Linked DNA regions of Mus musculus: region 1 is linked to region 2. A link is a loop called in an ENCODE intact Hi-C map of the cell type or tissue named here. Cell type or tissue: left cerebral cortex. All regions are shown on one strand.

Region 1 (8,000 bases), 53 kb before region 2:
GGCTCTGCTAGCACCTGAAGTCTTGAGCCTGGTGGCCTTGGGCAGCCTGAGAAGAAGGGAGGCAATGTGACTGGGGGCTGTTTGTGCCTAGCCAAGGGTAAAGTTGAAAACTTTGGGCCCTGCCTGCATCAAGATTCAAGGAAGGGAGAAAGGAGGCTAGAGTTAGCCAAGAGTAGAGGAGCGCTCTTGGGACTCCCAACAGCTCCCTGGAGGGAAAAAGAGACTTTGCAGGAGACTCTGCTTCCACTAGGTGTGTCTCCCCTCCTTCCCCTGCCTCCCACCCCATTCCTAAGGAGAAGTTTATTGAGATTCTCATTGTTGCCTGGCAATCCAGAGAGTGCCCTCGACTGGGGAGAGACAGCAGAAGAGTATAAAATAAGGCAGCTGTACAGAACCAGATGACCTAGAGGGTTAAGAAAGAAGAGGGAGAGGGTATTTCTCATCCTTCAGGGTGTGGGAATATCCACTCAGGATCCTGCCATCTACTATTGAAGCTTCTGAAGGAAACCCCCCCCACACACACACACACACACATTGTGAGATCTGGTTGTCTGGGGGCAGGGGACAGACTCGAAAGGTTCCCTGAGATGACAAAATCTCGACTAGTCCCCAGTTGGGGCTTAATTAAGGCAAAATGCCTCCTCAAAGACAGACCTGTCTTTGAGTTACTATCCCCAAGGCTCAGTGGGGATTGTGCCCCCAAGAAATCCAACCAGAAGCCCCCAAAGGCTTGAGTGACAAGTTCCCAACAGCCACTGGGTGTTTGGGAGGTCAGGAGGGAACCTCAGCCCTGAGGATTCCATCCTAACCGACACTGAGGGCAGTTGAGGAGCAATGGAAATCAGACAGGGGCAAGACACATTATCTGTGTCAGTGTCATCTGAAAAACAGTAAGGGCTACTGGGAATAGTCCCAGAGGAGCTCTAAGGGGGGCTCCTTTTGTAAAACCTCTGCCCCATCTGACAGTCTCAAGAATAGACTTTGTCCCCCTAGGAGGCTTGAACATGTACAGCTGCTTGACAGAGCCTGCTTCATGGTTTAGATGGCCTGGGGGGACCCTACCTAGAGCCCCTGTAATATCTGCAGCTCTGCTACTGGCTTGCTCCTCCAAGTCTGACTTGAGGACCTGATGGCCAAAGAAGGAACACTGTCCAGGTGGTCTTGGGACATATAATCACTGTGGTTACCCCAGGGCATTTGGACTAGTCTACTCTTCGGTCTGCAATGCCCCTCAGAATGACAGTTGGAAGGGGTGTGGCTAAGCCAACTGCCACTCGAAGATCTGAAAGATCACCAGTAACCCCCACCCCAGTGTACAGACAACAGCTATGCAGGCTGATGGAAGAAAGGTTAGCTGTCTTCGAGAAAAACAGCCCCTCGTAGTCCCTGGCCCTGCTCTCGCTGGGCCTCGGGATCAATCTGTGATCTGGAGCTGGCTTCAGCACAGGCCTGGCTCCTGTCCAGCAACCTTGCTTCAATAGGTGTGATAGAGAACCCATCAGTGGCGAGGTTTTTGATTGCTTATTTTTCGTTTCTTTAATGAGGGATACTGAGTCCCTGAGTGTGCTTCTGGAACTCAGGGCCCGTTCACAGCTAGGCTTTGGGGACTTTGGCAGGAATCCTGATGAACAAGTTTGACTCTCCATGAGTTGAGATAGACAAAAGCTGGCAGGTGGAAGCCTTGTAGGAAGGAAGACGGGGTCTTTCTGGATGCAAAGCTACCTACCCCTGGGAGAACAAGAGGCAGGCCCCACTCTGCTGAAGCAGGTCAAGCTACCATTGTGAAGGGCTGAGGTACAGCCATCTGTTGTCCAGAGAGAGAGAGACAGAAAGACAGAGAGAGTCCACTCTCTGAGAAGAGCTGGGGTCTAGGGCTTGGTTCTAGTCTCAGGTCCCCAGCAAAACCTCTGAATGAGAAACTCCAGGGTAGTTGCTATGACTGCCTTAGGCCCTCTTGACTTACTTCCTCTGCAGAAAAACCCCCTGAAGCTGTCTCTGCACACTGCACACTGTCCCTTCCCTGAGACATTTTGGGCTTTCCTTCCTGAGGGATATAGACCTTCCTTCCGAACCTACTTCCTGTGGTGCAAGGGAACTGCTCGGGGGATAACTGTTGAACATGTCAAGTGCCTACATAGCATGAGATAAGTTTGATTTTTAGGGAACATGCCAGTTTGTACCCCAAGACATGATTTCTCATCTCCATCTAAGAAAAGTAGTAGGCAGCAAAGGGCGCAAGGCCTATAGCAGAACTTTTACAAGAGTTACTGGGGGCCCCATAGCCCTGGTTGAAACCAGGTTGAATTTGGGGGGAGATTTTTTTTTAACTGTCTCAAATCTCCATGGAGAGTAGAGTCTCCTATATCGCAGATCCAAATTGCCTCCCGTAAAACTTCTATGATGCCAGTCAGGATTTGACCTGACACACCAACATGAAAATATTGTGGTGTATTTTCTGGCACACCTCCCCTCCCCTACTCTCCAAAAGGGGATGGGGAGAGCCAGAAACTCTAACCAAAACTTCGGGAGACCTGGGGTCTGGGGAGTAGCTTGAAATAGAACCTCATTTTACTTGTGAGACCATAACAGTGGCTGCAACCTTTTAATGAGGGGTTGTGTTAAGAATATTCCTCCTGTCCGGACAGACAGAGGGCCTTCCTAGACTGTTTAGTCACTGCACCTTCTTTGAGCCCTGCTTTTGAGAACTGACATTAACACATCCTTAGAGCCACAGTAGCATTGAGCATATGGGTAGCTAGCTTGGGTATCTGGTTCAACTTCTTCCCACACACCCAACAGCCCACAGATTCCCCTAAACTTGAAACTTTATTTGTCTACCACAGAGGGTCCCCCCCATACTGTTTTTAATGGAGAGTCACCTAGGCTCAGGTCTGTGGAGGTTGTGTTTGAGGTCAGGGCCACTGGGCAGCCATTTTTTCTTAATTTTGTTTTGAGCACCTAGGAATTAGCTACAAGGGGGGGGGGTGTGTTTACTAGAAAAGACTTATGCCTTCCCCTCTAGCCCCTCCTGCCTTGGTCTTTTATTTTCTTCTTGTGCCTTTCAAACTGGAGCACATGTCAGCCTATTGCTGTCCTAACTTCTGAAAGAGTGTAGTGACAACCTGAGACATGTACATGTTTTACTCAAAAGACCTAATTATTGAAGTTGTCGATACATCCAGTACCAACAACTGAGCACACAGAACTACCATGGAGACTGGAAACATGTTCCTCAGAGGCCGGGAGTCAGCAGTGCAGTCTTCGCTGAGTTTTTCTAGTTAGATCTTTTGGCCCCGGGGGCACAGGGTTCGCCACACCCTATGCATAGTCTCCAAGGTTGTGCAGGAGTGAGTGCCACTGTTAATGTAGCAATGGATTGTTTTTTAAACACCTAGACTCTAACGCTGAGACTTCTTAATCTTGGACCATGCCTTTTCTCTTTCTTTCAAAACTGAAGTCAAAGATAGCTTTGAGCCTGACTGATCAGTTGGCCATATAGATCATACTGGAAAAGGAAGCAGGCTTTGCGAATTGGGAGAGCAAGGGTTCGAGGCTTACACTTAACAGATACAGGATGCCTCTTTGTCAGGCATCCCTAAACAGACAAACAGACTTGAGTCAGACCAGTCGGTGTGCTGACCGGGTACCAGCCATTTTCATTTGGCCAAACCAGCAAGCATTGCCAGGGCTTCCAGTCCTGTAAACCGCTCTTCTCCACCCCTTTCCAGCCTCCCTCTCCCCACAGTACCAGACTCAATATGACAAGTAGAATCTGTCCCCAAACTATGTCAAGGAGAAGGCATCACTACTTGTCTTACAGGCATCCCCAAGCAAAGGCAGACCTGGTCTCTGGGTCAGCAGCAGGCAGGTGTCAGCACTACCTCTCAGACAGGGAAAAGATGATGCGCTCTCAGATGAAAGGTCCCATCTGGGCCATTAGTGATTTGTAATAAGGACTCAAGGAGACTGTTTCTTGGTGCAGATGAAGAACCGAACAGTAAAAGCAGATGCCATGGAAAGATGATCAGCAGAAAGTGATAACCAGAGGTGGACTGGTCCTTTCCAGGTGCCATCAAACCTATTTGATTCTCTGTACCTGCCATGTTGCAAAAGTGAGGCCCAAGCTGCTCCCTGCCTGGAGAGCTCAGTGTGTTAGAATGAAATTCGCTTGTGGTATTATCTAATGGACCATCAGCTCTGTGGAAATTTTGTTGAAAAAAAATGAGCACCCCAGAGTTGACACTAAAGAGCGTGCAGCCTGCAGCATGCTTTCACAGACCACCTCTATTGCTAAGGGGCTGGGATGGGGGCTCATCAGAAGGTCTTCTGCTGGCTGCCAAATCCCTCTATGTCACTGCCTGGGGCAGAGTCTCAGGAGTCCACTCTGCTTCCTAGCGAGGGATACAGGTGCAGTGTGGGAGTCTGATGCTTTGTCCCTACAACACTTGGCCAAGCAAGGGAGGAAGATTTATTTTGGCTCATAGATTCAATTGTTTTATCCCATGGACAACCGACTCCATTGCTTAGCGTGGGAGATGGATGAAGCTACTTACTCCCTAATGGCCAGGAAGCAGAACAATAATATATTTTCCCAATAAACTACTTTGAGCAAGATTCCCACCTCCTAAAATCCACCAATTTATGGCTCCAGCAACAGATTAACCCATTGGTGAGGTTCAAGTCCAGTCACCTCTCAATGACTGGATCCATCAGTTGGGCACGAAGACTTCAACTCTTCAGCCTTCTGGGGACACTTCACATCCAAACCACACGGGGTCACCCTCATCCCTAGCCGGGACCTGAAGGAAAAAAGCCCTATCCCAAGGCCTGAGCTGTGTAAAACTTTGTGGGGCATTTGATATTGTTTCCTTCCTTCCCTTACAGGCACAGAAATCCAGGGCGGGGCTTGCTTTTCCAGACGCTTTATATTGTATTGTTCTATGTTTTGTTGACTTGCGTTTGCCTCCATTACCTTTGGAGGTGGGGCAGGAGGGAATTTGGGGCACGAGGGAACAAGATGGGATGGATAGTGTGGGCCAGTACTGGAAGATAGCTCCCATGCTTGTAGAGAGAGATGTGGGGGCGAGTGGGGCGTGTCTTCTTAGCTTCCCAGTCTACTGTGGCCACTGTTACCTTAACCCTCAGGCTTCCTCTACTGCGTGTCTTCTTAGTCTGCACAAAATAATTGAGAGCACAGGCTGTTCTGTCACCCATCGCATGGGAAAGGAGAGAGGCAAAGCCCAAGAGCCATCAGAGAAGACAGGGCAAGTAAGCAGAAGAGGGAGCTCTGCTGCTTGTAGAATGGATGCAGGCCTCACCCGGGCCTCGGAGCTGGGAGCTGGGGTTTGGAGCACGTATAGACATTTGCTGGGTGGCTGGGAGGAAAATGGCTTCACAGAAGCAGGAAGGGAGCTTGGGGGCTCATGGCAAGACGGATGTGGCAAGCTGGAGGCTGAGGATGCTGGGTTGGGGTTTGTCCTCATGGATGGCCAGCCTGGCCAACATAGCAGAAGGAGGAAGTGGGCTGGTACCCACTGCAAAGTTGTTTGAAAGTGCAAGGTGTCTTATGGGATTTGAAGTGTGAGAAGTGGAGGCGGGTGACATCTCTGGTCCCCTTCAAGAGGAAAGGCCCATTGAGGAAGAGGCGCAGGGGGTAGCCACCCTACTTCCTTCCACCCAATTGAGCTGTCACTCAGCAGGGACCAGTCAATGTCCAGTAGCCCAGACAGGGAACAGGATCACCCAGTCACAGGACTTGTCGGGGCTTTCTTCCCATCTCTGGGCTATAGCAGGGAGAAGAGGCGACATTCCTGAGAGACTCCCATGATTGCCCCCTTAGTTGCCCCAAGAGAATGTGTCCCTCACCTTTGAACCTGAGTCCCAGATGGGAACTGGACGTTGGGGGGGATTCTGAGAAGTTCTTGTGGTGGTCTGAAGTGAGAAATTCAGGAGGCACTCTGTTCAGGCTCTCCTGGACGCAGCCTTCACAGCAGGAGCAGTAGATTCTCCCATAAGCCCCTAAGGCTGGACCTGTGGAAACTGCACACCTCCACAAGTGTCGTGTTGTCTTGTCACTGAACCTACAAGTCCTCTTCCTCCTCGTACCCAAGGGCAGATACTCCAGAGGCCCTGAGAACAGGCGGGAAATTGCCTCGGTGGCCAGAGAATGAGGAAGGAAGCCCCAACTCTAGAAAGCAGCTTCTCTGGCAGTCTTTTGAACTTTGAGGCTTCTGCCTGGAGAGGGTTGTGAGGGTGTGGTGTGCACACTGTCTGTCATTGTCAGAGTTTTTCACAGAAAGGGAACCTTCAGGGACCAGGCACTACCCTACCCCCTCCTCTGATTTGGTTGACTCTGTTATGGAGATGGTGGGGGATTTTTCACGATGCAATGGTAATGAGCCGGAGATAGTCTGGAGTGTTACTGGCAGTATCTGAGCTTCTGCTAGCACTCCAGACTCACCGGGTGGTGTGGTTGGCAGTTGGAAGTGTATGGTCAGCAATATCTGGCTGATAGTCCAACAAGCAAGCAGCATCTGGGAGGGAACACCAGGCACCCCTGGAATTGAGGGTCAGCTCTGGAAGGACCCCTGAGCTACTTTTCCTGCATAGTGCTTACTGCATGAGGCTGTGATGAAGGTTGATAAGTGCTTGGTCAGGCTTGGGGAAGACAGAGCCAGTCCCCAAAAGACTGCATCATAGGTGTCATGTTGATGGGAGGCATTACATAATGCAGGGTGGATAGTGACTGGGTTAGGTGAGGCTGTGAGGGTGGTAGGCACATCCCTCTGGCTTGGGGCCTGGGGAGAGAGGGTGTTCTGGAGAAATAGGGGTGGCATAGAGAATGGGACAGAGGCCTGGGAGAGTAGATCTATGTCCAAGGAAGAGCCAGGAGTGCTGGGGGAGGCACAGACCATCCAAGGCCACTCTGTACATGGTGTCTACCCTGTCTGCCTCTGTCCATCTGACATGCAGCATAAGTAGAGGCTGAAGACTGGGCACTAGGTTGGAAGAGTACAGTGGACAACGGGGTAAGTGATGCATAGCCCTTGTCATATTGTGCCTTGAGGGACGCAGAGTTATGATAAAGGCTGTGTTGCACACGGTGGATGCTCACAGGGTGCTCACAGCTCCCAACTGGGCAGGACTGGAGCCTGGTTAAGCTGAGGCAGAAGCCTGGGGTTGGGTGGTCTCTAAGACTTCTTCCAGCACAGAATGCCTTCCCATGGCCCAGAGGAAGCCAGGGGGTGGAGCTCTGAGGTGCTGAGACCCTACTTGTCCCCCAATCTGTCTTCAGTCTAGACTTCATCCTCCAAGGGTCAAGCTGGAGGCTAAGGAAAATGGAATTCGTAGCAGGTTAGCCCACTGCCACACCCATACACCAAACTCTTCCCTTCTCAAAGGCCCTCCCTACTCACAGGGATTCAGTGTTCTTAACAGGTTGCAGCAGAGGTGAACTCTGGGCCCCATAGTCCCTCGGCTCATGCCTGCTGAAGGATTAATCTTGTGTGCAGAAAGTACCCGTGCAGCCTGGTTACAATGTAAGGTTTCCCCCAAACAAAAGATGTGAAAGGCCAATGATTTTGGCCCCCTTTCCTTGACATCTCTTGCTGAAGGAAACAAGCACTCTGCTGCCGCCTTCTGCACAGGAGCTGCAGGCCCCCTTGCCCAGCATCAGCCTGCCTTACATCCCTGAGATAAAATGATCTTGCCTAACTTTCTCTGGCACTTTGTGATGTTCTATGCCAAGTGTATGAGTGAGAATAGAGAAGGAGGCCCAGGGCCCATCTGAGCCGATGTTGAACCAGCTGAGGATAGGCATCCCTTGGAGGCTTCAGCTGCAGATTGTTTGCCTGGGAGCAGACAAGTGGACAAGGGAGCCTTCCCCAGACATCGTCTGAGAGGAACTGGGGTGAGCACTGGCAGCCTTATGAGTCTCCAGAGAAGGGACCTGAGTGTGCAGAGGAGGCCAAGATAGCCTATATGATTCAGGCTTACCCGTA
Region 2 (8,000 bases):
AATGACCAGTTAGCATTCATTTTTAAAAACTCTGAAATCTTAACCTGGCAGAGAGATGTCTTCAGGATGATTTTCTGTGACTAAAGAAAAACTATTTTATTAAATGATATTAATAAAATATACCTGAAAAAGCTCCTTGGGTAAATAATGACTATATTACTAACAAGGAATATATTAAGTTGTCAGGCTGGAGAGATGGCTCAGCAGTTAAGAGCACTGACTGCTCTTCCAGAGGTCCTGAGTTCAATTCCCAGCAACTACATGGTGGCTCACAACCATCTGTAATGGGATTTGGGGTGTCTGAAGGGGGGACTGTGTTCACATAAACTAAATAAATCTTTAAAAAAAAGAAAGAAATCATCACCTTCTTTGAATTTACTGAATAAAAGAATGTAAGAAATTATCAATGTTTGATATCTAAAATGAAGTGGCAATTTACAATGGCCATGTTCCTAGCTAAAGTATCAGACTGATTGAAAATACTGGCATTACCAGAATCAGTACCTATCTCCATTAACAACGAAAGTAATTGGAATTACTGGAATGCCAATACTAGTGACAATTGGAAGACAGTATATAAATATTTTGTTATGAAACAAGGCTTTTCCCTTTTTTGTATTTTGTATTTTAATTTTTTATTTATTTTTGGTTTTCTGAGACAGGGTTTCTCTGTATAGCCCTGGCTGTCCTGGAACTCACTTTGTAGACCAGGCTGGCCTCGAACTCAGAAATCTCCCTGCCTCTGCCTTCTGAGTGCTGGGATTAAAGGCATGTGCCACCACACCCGGTAAAAAGGCTTTTCTGAACCTTTAGTTGCATCTTGCAGTTAAGGATGAAACGACCCGTCAGACAACCAGAGGCAATGAACACTGCACTTTTCAATTTCTCTCAAAATGGTGGGAAACTGTTAAGAGTGATGTTAATCACAACAACTTGCAAGGCATCAGAGCAAAGAGAGGAGGTGAAATCAGTGCTTCTCACCCTCCCTGCTCTTCTCGGGTTAGGTGATGATGAGCTCTTGTAAGTACGACTGTAATTCTCATTCTTACCTGCAATGCAAACAGAGTAGAAACTCGCTTGCTTTCTTTGTCCCCCCTTGGAAATAACCACTGGTAAGATCACAGCCATGAGAGAAGAGTCCACTCTGTACTTGCTCATATAGAGAAGACAGGGGCTGTGAGGTTGGAGAAGGTGGCTGCGAGGGATGAATTTTCTGATGTGAAATTATATACACATATGAAGATATGTGCTTGCGATATGTGTATATATGCCACTTTTTAATTTGTTTTTCATTTACTATAAAACTGTGACCCTAATGGCATTACCGATGAGAAAGAATAAGATAAAAGATGAGTTAGGATTGGGGATCAATGATTAAGCATCCTCTTGTTGTAGCTTCAAGTTCAATACTTAGTAACACAGAAAGCAATCACACACAACAAAAAGAGAATTTAAAGGAGGCATGGATAAAAGGGTTTCATCTTCTTTTCCTCAAAAGAAGAGGGCGATTTTCATTCACTCATAGTATTTCATTCTAGTGTTGTTGCTCATGGTAGAAATCCTGTGATAGAGTTGACTGCGGGTTTGAAGTATAACCTCTTATGTGATAGAGTTGACTTCAGGTTTGAAGTATAACCTCTTATGTGATAGACGTGACTGCAGGTTTGAAGTATGACCCCTTAAGGCTGCCTTTCCATGCTCATCAGTCTATATGGAACCACAGAGCAGAATGACCCCACCAATGCTGACCAGTAATCCGCACTACCTCTTCCCTCCAGCCTTCCTTTTATAAAGCAGATGTCTGAAGACATAGTGATTTTACAACACGAAAACCCTTTGCCATATCACTGTGCTGATTAACAAAGACAAAAGGAAAGGCAGACTTGGAAGTGTAGCAGTTGAATGGAGTACCTTCCTCACAAGCATGGAACCTTGCATTCAATCCCTCAAACTGTTAAAAAAACACTAATTTCTAGTTATATATTTAGAAACTCTACCACTACCATATGTCAGAGAAAGAAGCAATCACCATGTAAGTAAATGTCTTAGTAACACAGTATGGCTGCAGTGGCCAAAATGGAAGAGTTTTAAGGTACAAAAGCGAAAATTATTTAAATTCCTTAGGAAAAAGAAATCATAAAATGATTGAATAGTGTATCTGGTTGGACTGATACAAATCACGTTTTCGTTGACGGCTATAGAAGGTATTCATATTCACTTACTGCAATCCAGTGGTGGTAAATATGAATCAAAATGCATGTTTCGAAAAAGTACAGTGTGAGGAGTAGTAGAGATGAGATGGCTCAGCAGTTAAGGCCTCCGTGTTGTTCACACAGAGGGTCAGGGTAGAGATTCCATCCCAGCACACACATGTTGGTTCACAACCACAGATAATGGCAGTTCCAGGACCCACAATGTGTCCTTCTGAGCCCCATGAACATCAGGCAAGCACATATGCATAAAGGCAGGCAACACACACATACACACAAAAAATATAGTACTATGTGGTATGCTATGAATACCGTGGGAATACACCACATGCTAAGATCTTTAGAAAATTGCCCCAACCTGCAGGACTTAAACAACAGGTTTCTCGTGGGAAGGGAGCTACAATGACAAATTTTGGGATCAGAAGACGCTGAGGAAGGAGGCAAGACAAAAATTCTGTTCAAGTCTCGTTTACTCTTGGGAAATGGAGGATTTATAAAGCTGAAACCCTCAGACGGTATTTGCTCAGGTGCACAGGCCAAACCCCGGTGCTAGGCAGCACATTAACAAAAGAATGTCCCCATTGTGAAAGGTCTGGAAAGGAGTGCCCTCATTGTAAAATGTCCTGAGTCAGTTACAGAACAGAAGAAAGATAGTGGAAGAAGCAAAAGAGTGTTAGATGATGGCCCAGGGACAAGAGACTGAGATTCCAGGGGTTTTCAGGCCCAAACAGAAAATCTATTTTTAATACACTAATATATGCAGAGATTGAGCAGGACAGGAGCAGACTCGACTTGTCATCCCAACATGCTAATTTAAAATTACATATGCAAATATGTAAAATTTGGAGTGCAAGGGTGATAAACTTTTAAACAATACATGCTTTCTTATATAATCAATTCCTTGAATAACTCTGGGTGTAATAGTGTTTTTTAAGTGGCTGAGATGGGGCTCAAGTGAAGAAAGAAAATAGGAGAAGCGACACAATCATAGTTCAATTAAAATTGTATTTTTAAAATTTTTATATTACACTTTGAGAATCAAACCTTTCTTACTTTAAACTTTCTCGTCTAAGGAAGGACTGTGGAGCATAAAACTGCAAGAAGACTCACCTCGGCCACACTTAGTTCTCCTGCAATTAACATATTCTCATGCTCCCAGACAATACTCTCTCTGCCACGTACAGAATGGTCGCAGAAAAAGCTATTATTTTTAATACTGTTGGGAAAACATTTATCAATATATTAAATTCACAAGAGTATTTCAAACAGTATCAGAGATTTTTCTGAGGAAATGTTGCCATCATCTTCACATTTATGAGCCCTAAAGCCTTTTACAATGTTCCTCATTGAATAAGGAAAAAACAAAGCGAAATGGCATTGGGTCAAGGGCAATACAGTTCAAACCGCCCAGATTGGGCTGGAGAGAGGGCACAGAGGTTAAGAGCACTGGCTGCTCTTCTAAAGGTCCTGAATTCAATTCCCAACAACCACATAGTGGCTCATAACCTCTCTAATGAGATCTGGTGCCCTCTTCTGGTATGCAGGCATACACGCAGGCAGAACACTGTATAGATAATAAGTAACCCTTTTTAAAAAATCTAGTTATCTTGACAGGATGGAAAATGCCCTGATTTTAGAAGGAGTCTTAAGTCTTCTTGCTCCACAACAGTTTCTCTTAGGCTCCAGACTTAGGCTTCCAAATCTCTGGATTTTGCTCCTTCAATTTGCTGGGCTGCTATGACATAGAAATATGCCCAGAAATGGTAAAACGGTGTATAATTTGCTTCTCAATCTTGAACTGATTAGAATCTCAAATGAAAACTATCTTGTAAGTTTTGAATGGGCCTATTATTAAATGCTACAGATATCAGAAAGTGTTATTACTGAATTGAAGAGTCAGCCCAAGGTGAAAACAGTAATGAATTCCAAGACGTGGGTTGGATCCCTGGCTGGTCTTCCTTTAGTCAACAAGGAAACACTGAGCTAGCTAGTTTTTCCCCATGATGATCCTGAGTCTACATGCTTATCCCCAAAAGAAGATAAAATCATTTCTCACACATGCATAAGCACACTGATGAGATGTGGTAGGGTTTAGCTGTTAAATGGAGCTGGTAACATTTAGATTCAGAGGATTGTACTCATTGTCTTCCTGCTGAGGCAGAGTTGGAAAGCATTCTGGATTCCTGATGCACAGACTCAAATGTCTTGAGAAACATTCCTTAATATGGAAAAGCACCTGTTAGGCCAATCACGTCCCAGCACCTTCCCTGAGAAAGGTGACCGAGATCTGTCACAACCACAGATTGTACTACGGAGGCTGATGTAAAGGACCCAGTGTACAGATTACTGTGAAAGAGGGAAAGCATCCTTGGCCTTTCTGCAATTTGTTTGCACCCAATATTTAGTATATTCACAAATCAATTTGATGGCAGAAAAGAGAGACTCCTACAAAGTAACTCTCTGTGATGGTCTTCTAGGATACTGAAATGCTTTAAATAGGCGATGAGATTCCGATGCCTAGCAACGGCTGTGGGCCAGTCTTAAGAGTCTGGGCTGCCAGAGCACGGTAGTGTTATAATGGAAGCAATCTTGAGTTTACAAACTCATGGGCATGTGGACTGCCAGCTTTCAAGGCTCATGGCTATTGTGATAAACACAATAGGCCCTGATGGGTACTCCCCACTGGGCTGAAGGACGGGCTTTATGGTACCAAGTCACCATGAACAAACGATGGCAAGGCTTTCCTCAGGTCTGCCACATCCACCAGACATTTGGCTTCTTTGGACTTAGAGAACCTTTTACTCTTCTGGACACACAAGGAATAGAATGGATGTAATGTTTCTAAGGGGAAAGCAATAGGATTTTCTGGGGAGCTGTACATTTTGAGATTCAAAAACCATAATAATAAAAATGATAGCATGACACCAACTCTAACCACGCATGGGGCTCTTCTTGGAATGAAATGTAGCCTGCTGGATCTCCCAAGGACAAAGATCTTAAAGCTTCATAAAGAGAAGCTAGTGGGCAACTCAATGGTGGAACACTTCCCAATATGTTCAGGTCCTTGGCACTGATTCCCTGACTCACTATGAATCAGCCCTAAAATATCTATGCTGTGCATTGCTACTTCTCATGTATCTTTCCCTTTGCTTGCTCCTTGGCAAAAAAGCTGAGTCAAACACTTATTCCAAAAATATTTAAACAATAAACTCTCACCTGGTATAAAGTACAACTGTTGTAATTATTCTGTACCTAAATTCTGTGATAATTACCATTCTTATGTGATTTTCCTGCCTGAGCATAGTGCAGTGATCCAAACGCATCCTTTAAGATGTGACCAGTGCCTTGCTTTAATACTTCAATGATGACTTCAGAATCCCATTTAACCCCATGTATTAGTCCTGTTCTAAGATGACAGAGAAATGGTTAAATGGTTTAAACAATTAAATATATTAATTTAATATATTTTACCATTCAAATTCCTTGGCTGTTTGTGTAGAAATGTTTATTTGTTAATAGTCTTTAGTATCTTGCGAGAACAAGTGCACATGTTATGTGTGTGCGTTTATGTAAACATATATATTCCTAATTTAATGTCCTTTTTAATGGGAAATTAGTGTGCATATGACATCATTTATTAGATGTATGAAACAATTTACACCAAGAACATTCCATTGCCTCCCTGCCAAGTAATGACTATCCATTTGTACAATTAAAGCAAAACTAAGTGATTTTATAAAATAATATTGTTGGCTTCAAAATCCATACAAGTTACAATTATTGACACTAGTGTGCATTTGTTCAGTACTGAGCTGTGTGCTGTATAAGTAAATTTACCACCATTCTTCTCTGCACATTAAAAAGGAAATACGGTGATTTAAATGCTGTTCAGAAGGTTGCGTGCCTGCGACATGGAAAAGTTCAGAACTCACACCATTTTGTGTCCTTCTCAACCCACTGCGCATCCTGTTTCTTAGCATTGCAATACTTCCCCCGGCCTACAGTTGTTACAAGACCTCCAGTCCACTCTGAAACTCAAGTGAAACAGTTTTGTCCCATGAACCTTTGTTCCTGTCACATCTTTTACCATGGTATTTGGGGGACATGTTATTGTTTACATCAGTGAAAGTTTCTTGAGGGTCTATCTCAAGTGCCTCAAACAAAGGAGCACAGGTTTGCAATTCTTCCTTGCATAGATGAGATGAGTTTCTTTCTCAATGCCAGTCCTCCTGCATCTCAAAGAAATTAGCGCCTGAAAAAGTTGTTTAAGAAACACAATGCTCAGAGCTTCCTAGTGACATGGAAGATCCCCAAAGCCACAGAGGAAGCATCGGTTGATTCTGTGTTGAGGAAAGACCTATGATAATGATGTCAGACCCTTGCTCCAAATAGGTCACAAATGAAATGGGCTCAAAATGAGGGAGACATTGAAGAAACTTTGATTGCATACCTTGAAATAGATTATTGCCTATTTGGTGAAACCTGTCTTCGTCTTCAGAAAGTCCAATATGTATTTTTTTAAATGCTTGTTTGTCTGATAATTTCATACAAAGGTACTGCATTGAGATCATTTCTATCCCTCAGTCACTCCTCAAACACCTCCCATACACACCATTCCCTCTCAGACTCAGGACATTTTATTTAACTATTATTGTCTTATGCATGCACACTTACACACAACTGTATATATGTACAAACTGTAAGCTCCACTTGATACTGTTCATACGTGCATGTATTTATGGGTGACAAACTGAACTGGATAACCCATCAGGAAGTTCATTCCTGGATAAAACTGATTCTTTCATCAATCATTGGTGGCCTGCAGCTAGTCCTCCAGGATCTTGTGAAGTTCAGCCATCAGGGTTGGCAGATCAACTGATGTTGTCGTCTTTCAGGTCTTATTCAGGGAATAAGGCTACTGGGATTTCAAATATCTAAGGTGACACTGGCGCACTTGCAACAGTCATCCTGCTCCTCTGGCCCATCATCCACAATGTTTAATGAGCTGTAGTGGAGGGATTGTACTGTAGATGTACTGATTGGATCCAGGCAAACCATGGTCATTGATTCTCTGCATTTTGACCACTGGCGGATCTCTGTAATAGTCTCTGGCTAAGGCAAAGACAAGCTGCTTTGATGAGAGGTAAGAACTACACTTACCTGCGGGTATAATGATACATATTTAGAATACAGTTACATTGTTGATTTAGGAAAATGATAGTATGAAGTACTAGCCTGGGTATACGACCTCTCTGACCACATATAGTTGTTTTAGGTTTACACTTCAAGGCATGAATGCCCTCCCATTTAATGGCCTTAAATCTAGTTAGACATCTGTTGGTTAAAACAAGATAAAAATGTCACTGTTGAATCCCTGGGGTTAGCTTGCTGAGCCGGTTGTGATTGTGGAACACAGACTTAACAACTTGTTACATTTATTCAACGTATATGGACTTTGTATATTGATTAAATGTCTCTCTTTGAAGCTTGCACAGCACCTTCCGATCCTACAAGAAGTAGTCCTTGGGAAAGAGGCTCCCAGGTAAGGCTAGTTCCAGCTTGATTCCTCCAGACCCTATGTCTGCAGATTGTGGACTCTTGAGCAACGGAGTCTTACGGTCAGGTTACAGGAGAGAACCAAGGACAACGACAAATTGTTTGTGTCCTTTGGGTGATGTCTTTGACACTGCTGACCATTAATTCTGGGGGAGGTTTCTCTTGTCTGGCACTAGATGCTTTGTTAGTCCCTGGCTGTTAGGGAGATTGTGAGCATTTTTATCCCATGTAGCA

What was found. Hi-C counts contacts between places; a loop is a spot of excess contacts. Peaks named below come from ENCODE experiments on the same cell type or tissue, not always from the same donor. Only the 100,000 strongest peaks of a DNase experiment are listed, where the experiment ranks them.
Region 1: a loop joins it to region 2, with 8 times the contacts of the local background. A loop is called at or near these places in 26 of 42 quality-filtered maps.

The regions. Positions count from the first base shown.
Region 1 is chr15:74,635,562-74,643,561 of GRCm38, forward strand. Mroh4 (maestro heat-like repeat family member 4) reads right to left here and starts at 757. Exons shown (of 27, transcript NM_001177437.1): 1 at 655-757; 2 at 1-46. In left cerebral cortex, a CTCF peak has its summit at 4,770; DNase peaks (open chromatin) are centred at 2,749, 4,781, 5,491 and 6,429.
Region 2 is chr15:74,688,755-74,696,754 of GRCm38, forward strand. It overlaps Gm32994 (a long non-coding RNA gene), which reads left to right. Exons shown (of 5, transcript XR_003951652.1): 4 at 7,697-7,752. Among named protein-coding and RNA genes, the nearest start is that of 4933427E11Rik, 16 kb to the right of the region's middle. In left cerebral cortex, a CTCF peak has its summit at 3,742 (motif pointing left); DNase peaks (open chromatin) are centred at 3,734, 4,376, 4,728 and 5,271; H3K27ac peaks cover 395 bases.